2 separate regions of the Homo sapiens genome follow, and region 2 is linked to region 1. A link is an interaction called in ENCODE POLR2A ChIA-PET data of the cell type or tissue named here. Cell type or tissue: OCI-LY7. All regions are shown on one strand. Region 1 has its middle 51 kb from the start of LITATS1. Region 2 overlaps LOC107984942 (a long non-coding RNA gene).

Region 1 (2,500 bases):
GGGTAATTTATAGAGAAAAGGGGTTTAATGGGCTCATGGTTCCACGCTGCCGAGGAGGCCTCAGGAAAATTACAATTATGGTAGAAGGCAAAGGGAAAGCAGGCACATCTACATGGCAGGAGCCGGAGGAAGAAAGACAGCAAAGGGGGAGGTGCTACACACTTTTAAACAACCAGATCTCGTGAGAACTCACTATCACGAGTGCAAGGGGACCCTATAATCCAATCACCTCCCACCAGGCCCCTCCTCCAACACTGGGGATTACAATTCCACATGAGATCTGGGTGGGAACACAGAGCCAAACCATATCAGTCCTCAGCCCTTCAGCCAGGCATTTGTGCTCCAGGGATCCTTGAGAACAGGGTGCATCCGTGGATACAAGCATGGGGTCATGTAAGGAGCTCCAAAAGAATCCCCTCCTACTCACAAATGCCCCCTAACCCAGAAGCTATTGTCAGCTGTCTGACATTTCACCATTAGAGACCCATTCCTCCCTACAACACTCCCCGAAGGATCAAGTGGATTCCCATGACTTCCCATATTACTTATGAAACATTTCCTGAGCACACGCTTTGTGCCAGGTAGGGTGCCCAGTACTCTGCACATGGTGCCTCAGGATCAACTCTATGCTGACACTGCCAAAGCCCACCTCTACAGCTCGGACTTCTCTCCAAGCTTCAGACCCACATTCCCATCTGTCTACTAGAAACCCTGCCCTCAACCTCCCACAGGCATCGCAAACTCCTCAGACCCCAAAGTGAACTTACCAGCCTCCTCCACAAACCCAAATTCCCTCCTCCTGCTTCCCCATCTCCGGGCCTGGCTTCCTGATCTCCAGCCCACACCACCAAAAGCCTCAGCATTCCCCAGAGAAAGGAGGGTCCCTCTCCTCACCACCTGCAACCCACCAGTTATTGAGCCCATACATTCAGGTGTCTTCTCCATCACCCTGCCCAGGGCCAGTTCTAGGATGGGATGAGTGAAGCAAAATTCAGGAGGCTCCTGCAAGGGCTGGCCCTGAGAGGGAGCAGGGCCACTTAAATGTGGTGTCCCCAGAGCCTCACTTGCCTACCCTGGTCCTGGCCTGGCCCACGCTCTAGATCAGGCCAGCTCAGCTCATCTCCTCTCACTGGACTAAGGCAGCAACCACCTACCTTGCCTCCCTGCCTGTCCTCTCACCCTCCAACCAACCTCTTCTCTGCAACCAGATAATATTCACAAGTCTCAGCTTTGACCATATCACATCCTCAAGAACCTTAGAGGCCTCACCATCACCTGCTGAATTACGTACCGAGCCTGGCATTCACACAGGACTCACCAGCCTCCACGCTGACAAAATCAACTTCCGTTTAAAACTACCCCGCCCAGACGGCCAGCTCAGAGATGGCATCTGATTGGACCATGAATGAGCACCTGAAACAAGGGCAGCCCATCTATAGGCTATCTCATAGCCTATCACATGGCCTGACACAAAAGGCTCCGCAAAGAGAAAATAGTCATCAGCTGAGCCAATTGAATGTCTTCTCTCAGGTGGTTGAATGGAAGGAAAAAGAGAAGAGTTGGTGAAGTGTTAGCAGGACAGGAAAGGCAGCCACAAGGAATTGACCACAAGTTGTGTTAATAGAGTTAATAAATTCCCTCCCGATGCTGAGGTCCTGGCGCCATCTTAAATCCAGTCTGCCTCAGTTTCCTGCGGGCCCCAGCCCTGACAGTTTCTCTTGTAGGATTTCCACGAGTGCCCTTATTATGCCACTAGTGTCTCGAGTGAGCTAGCTTGAGAGGACCTCTGATCCATAAAACCAAAACATGCAAGGCTCTTTGCAATACATCCCTGCTTAGAATCTTAGCTGCAAGTAACAGACACCACCTCAAGCTGACATCACTGGGGCTCTTACAACAAAGATACAAGGAACTTCGTGGAAGAGGACTGGAGCTGGAATGCAGAAGGCCAGCAGGAATGTCAGTCCTTTCTCTCTCCCACTCCACAGTCCACTTGGTTGCTGGGTAGAACCTGCCCAATCCCAGCCTCCCAGTGAGAGATGCAATCACTCACAGACAAACCCTGCTCTCTCCCAGTCCCAGCCCTATATTTCCAGAAAAGAGAGTCTAATTGACACTATTTGGGTCAGATATCTAATCAGCCATGAATCATGAGACCAGCTCATCAGGGAGACACATGGCTCCCGAGCCTCTGAATTATTCTTCTAGGTTAATCATTGCCTTATCCCTGTTCAGCCCTCCCATGGCTGTGTCCTCAGTGAGGTTCTGAGGTGGGAACTAGAAGTAGGAGGCCCTGCCTTTCCTGAACTTGATCTAGCTCACTCAGGCCTGGCACTGTGTGAAGAAGGTTGGATCCCACCAAGACCCAGGGCAGGAGACAGCTGTCTGGAGAGGGATGGAAACCCCAGCTCCTGCCAGACAGCCCAAGCTTGAATGTGACACTCACACACCCACAAGAAAAGAGGCATCCAACATTTCTGTGCAGTTCCAAAAAGCTGGA
Region 2 (2,500 bases), 67 kb before region 1:
AGGAGTTTACGATCACAGCAACAAGCAGCATTCCTCTGGCTATAACTTCCATGTGCTGCTGCAGGACTTCCAGTCTCTAAGAGGACACAGAGACACAACTGAGCATGAAGAGCTGTTCACTGAGGGTTTTCTACATCCCAGGCACTTTGCCAAGTGCTTTCGCATGCATTCGCTTGTTAATCCTGAGTGCAATCTTCTATCCACTTTACAGGTGAAGAGACTGAGGCATTGAGAGGATAGGGATACACAGCTGGTCAGAGACAGAGCTCAGTGAGACTGACCCCAGACAGCCTGGGCACCCCATGGGCGACTCACATGTGCCCATAAACACACCCTCTCGGCTGCCACCTTACAGCTGACATTTGCCACCTTTCCTGATCTGAATCCATCAGTGAGAGCTGACGCCACAGCCTCTGCTGCCCATGCTCCTGTGGCCATGGCCAGTACCCACTACAAAGGGCACAGATATGGGGGCCGAGAATGCTGCTGCCCCAGGCTCTCAAGGCTGCCAGCACCCTCTACCACCACTGGGTTGGGGTTTTATGACTGGAGTGCTACTGAGATTGAATTGTTAGGATGACATCGAAGCCATTCCAGAATTCCCAAATCCTGCCTTGGCCCAGCTCCCTCCCTCCTCCTGAAAGGCCCTTAGGGAAAAGAGACATAACAAGGAAGACCCAGGGCCAGCACCTTCTTAGCTGGGCTCCAGTCCCAACCCCTAATACAAGCACACTGGGCTGGACCCACCCAGGACCCCTTTCCCTAAGCTAGGCTAAGTCACCCGCTTCCCAACCTGACCTCAGGCCTCACTACTATGAGACAAGACCTGGCTCCAGCACAAGCCCCACCCCCGCCCTGCCCTCAAGGACCAGAGAGAAAGCAGCAGTGAGATGGGGGTAAAGGAGAGTGCCCCCACTCCACCCCCGCAAGACCTACTAGTTGGGAGAGTGGAGGGAAAAGAAACACAGGCAGAGAACTTGATCTTCCACTGGAAACAGCCCTGCCCAACACTCCATCCTATCTCCTGCAAGGGCTGCAAGAGAGAGGAGGGCACACCCACCAGCCCTAGCTGTGGCCTCCAGGGGCTCCTTCACTTAGGCAACAAGCATCCTTCCTCCTTTGGAGGTGGTGAGGGGGCACAGTTTCTTGCCATCAATGCTGACCCATCTTCAGGCAGAGTATGGTGGGCAACGGGGGAGAGGGGAGAGGTCTCCTTGAGTCCCACCTGAGCTGCCTCAGTGCCCCCCAGCTGCTGCAGGTGAGGGCCTGTCACCATCAAGCCATCAGTGGGACAAAAAACTTGGGCCCTCAACCCACCAGCACTGCTCTGCATTCTCTGAAGCCCTGGAGATAAGCTGGGGACCATGGCCCCCACACTCTCAGACACAGATGACACAAGTGGGACCATTCTGAGCCTAAGAGATTTTACCAAAAATACCTCAATATGGTTTGGCTACGTCCCCACCCAAATCTTATCTTGAATTGTAATCGCCGTAATCCCCACGTGTTGAGGGAGGGATCCAGTGGAAGGTGATTAGGTCATGGAGGTGGTTTTCCCCATGCTGTTCTCATGATAGTGAGGGAGTTTTCACAAGATCTGATGGTTTTATAAGCCAGTTTCCCCTGCTCTTGCTAGCTCTCTCGTCTGCCACCATGTAAGACATGCCTCTTCCCCTTCCACCATGATTGTAAGTTTCCTGAGGCCACTCCAGCCATACGGAAATGTAAGTCAACTAAACCTCTTTTCTTTATAAATTACCCAGTCTTGGGTACGTCTTTATAGCAGTGTGAAAACAGACTAATACACATTTCCTTGTTTCTCCTTGCAGTCCTCTCCCCCATCACTTTCCAAGGACTCAGGCAGGAACTCAGGTGAGCACCCAGAATTGCCTCTCCCCTAAGAGCAAGCTGGCAGACCCCACTCTCCCCTCCCTTGGGATGCTTTCCCACCCTAGTGATGTCTCCAGATTCCCTCCAGCCAGCCCTCCGCCCCTCCATTCCCCCAGCCCTTGCCTGAACATGCCCAATCTCAGGTTAGCTCAGGGTAGAAAGAGCCCTCCCCTGCTCATCCCCATCTTCATCTCCACCTCCCTTTACTCACACAAGCTTAGAAGATAACAGCTGTCCACCAAACCTCCATCAGAGAGAGGTCCCGTCTCACTCAACTTGTCCCTGAATTGGCAGAGGTGTGACTGGCTTCCCAATGTCATAAGAAAAGGTCAGAGAAATCCACAGTAGTGTGCCTCAAGGGAAGCAGAGTTCCCAGGGGCTGGGGCTTCAGATCTGTGACCCCCTTTGGAAATAGGAGAAAGACCTAAGAACTTCTGGAAACCAACATCCATTTCTCATCTCAGATTTTATCTCCTCCTTGGTCTTCCTTTTGATCTTATTTTCAAGCCAGAGATGAGCATTTCCACATTGACTCCAGCTGATTATAACTGACTCCGAACCTTTCTAGTGATTAAAGTAGCTGTGAGGCTATGTTCTCCAGAGATCTGTA

What was found. ChIA-PET counts read pairs that join two places held together with the same protein. Peaks named below come from ENCODE experiments on the same cell type or tissue, not always from the same donor. Only the 100,000 strongest peaks of a DNase experiment are listed, where the experiment ranks them.
Region 2: POLR2A ChIA-PET joins it to region 1 with 6 read pairs; 4 of 35 experiments call an interaction of 5 or more read pairs at or near these places.

What each region holds. Positions count from the first base shown.
Region 1 is chr1:37,422,547-37,425,046 of GRCh38, forward strand. No RefSeq gene overlaps it. Among named protein-coding and RNA genes, the nearest start is that of LITATS1, 51 kb to the right of the region's middle. In OCI-LY7, no CTCF peak of the experiment used is centred here; a DNase peak (open chromatin) is centred at 1,435; H3K4me3 peaks cover 458 bases.
Region 2 is chr1:37,355,465-37,357,964 of GRCh38, forward strand. All of the region lies in intron 1 of LOC107984942 (a long non-coding RNA gene), which reads right to left. Among named protein-coding and RNA genes, the nearest start is that of LITATS1, 120 kb to the right of the region's middle. In OCI-LY7, no CTCF peak of the experiment used is centred here; no DNase peak of the experiment used is centred here.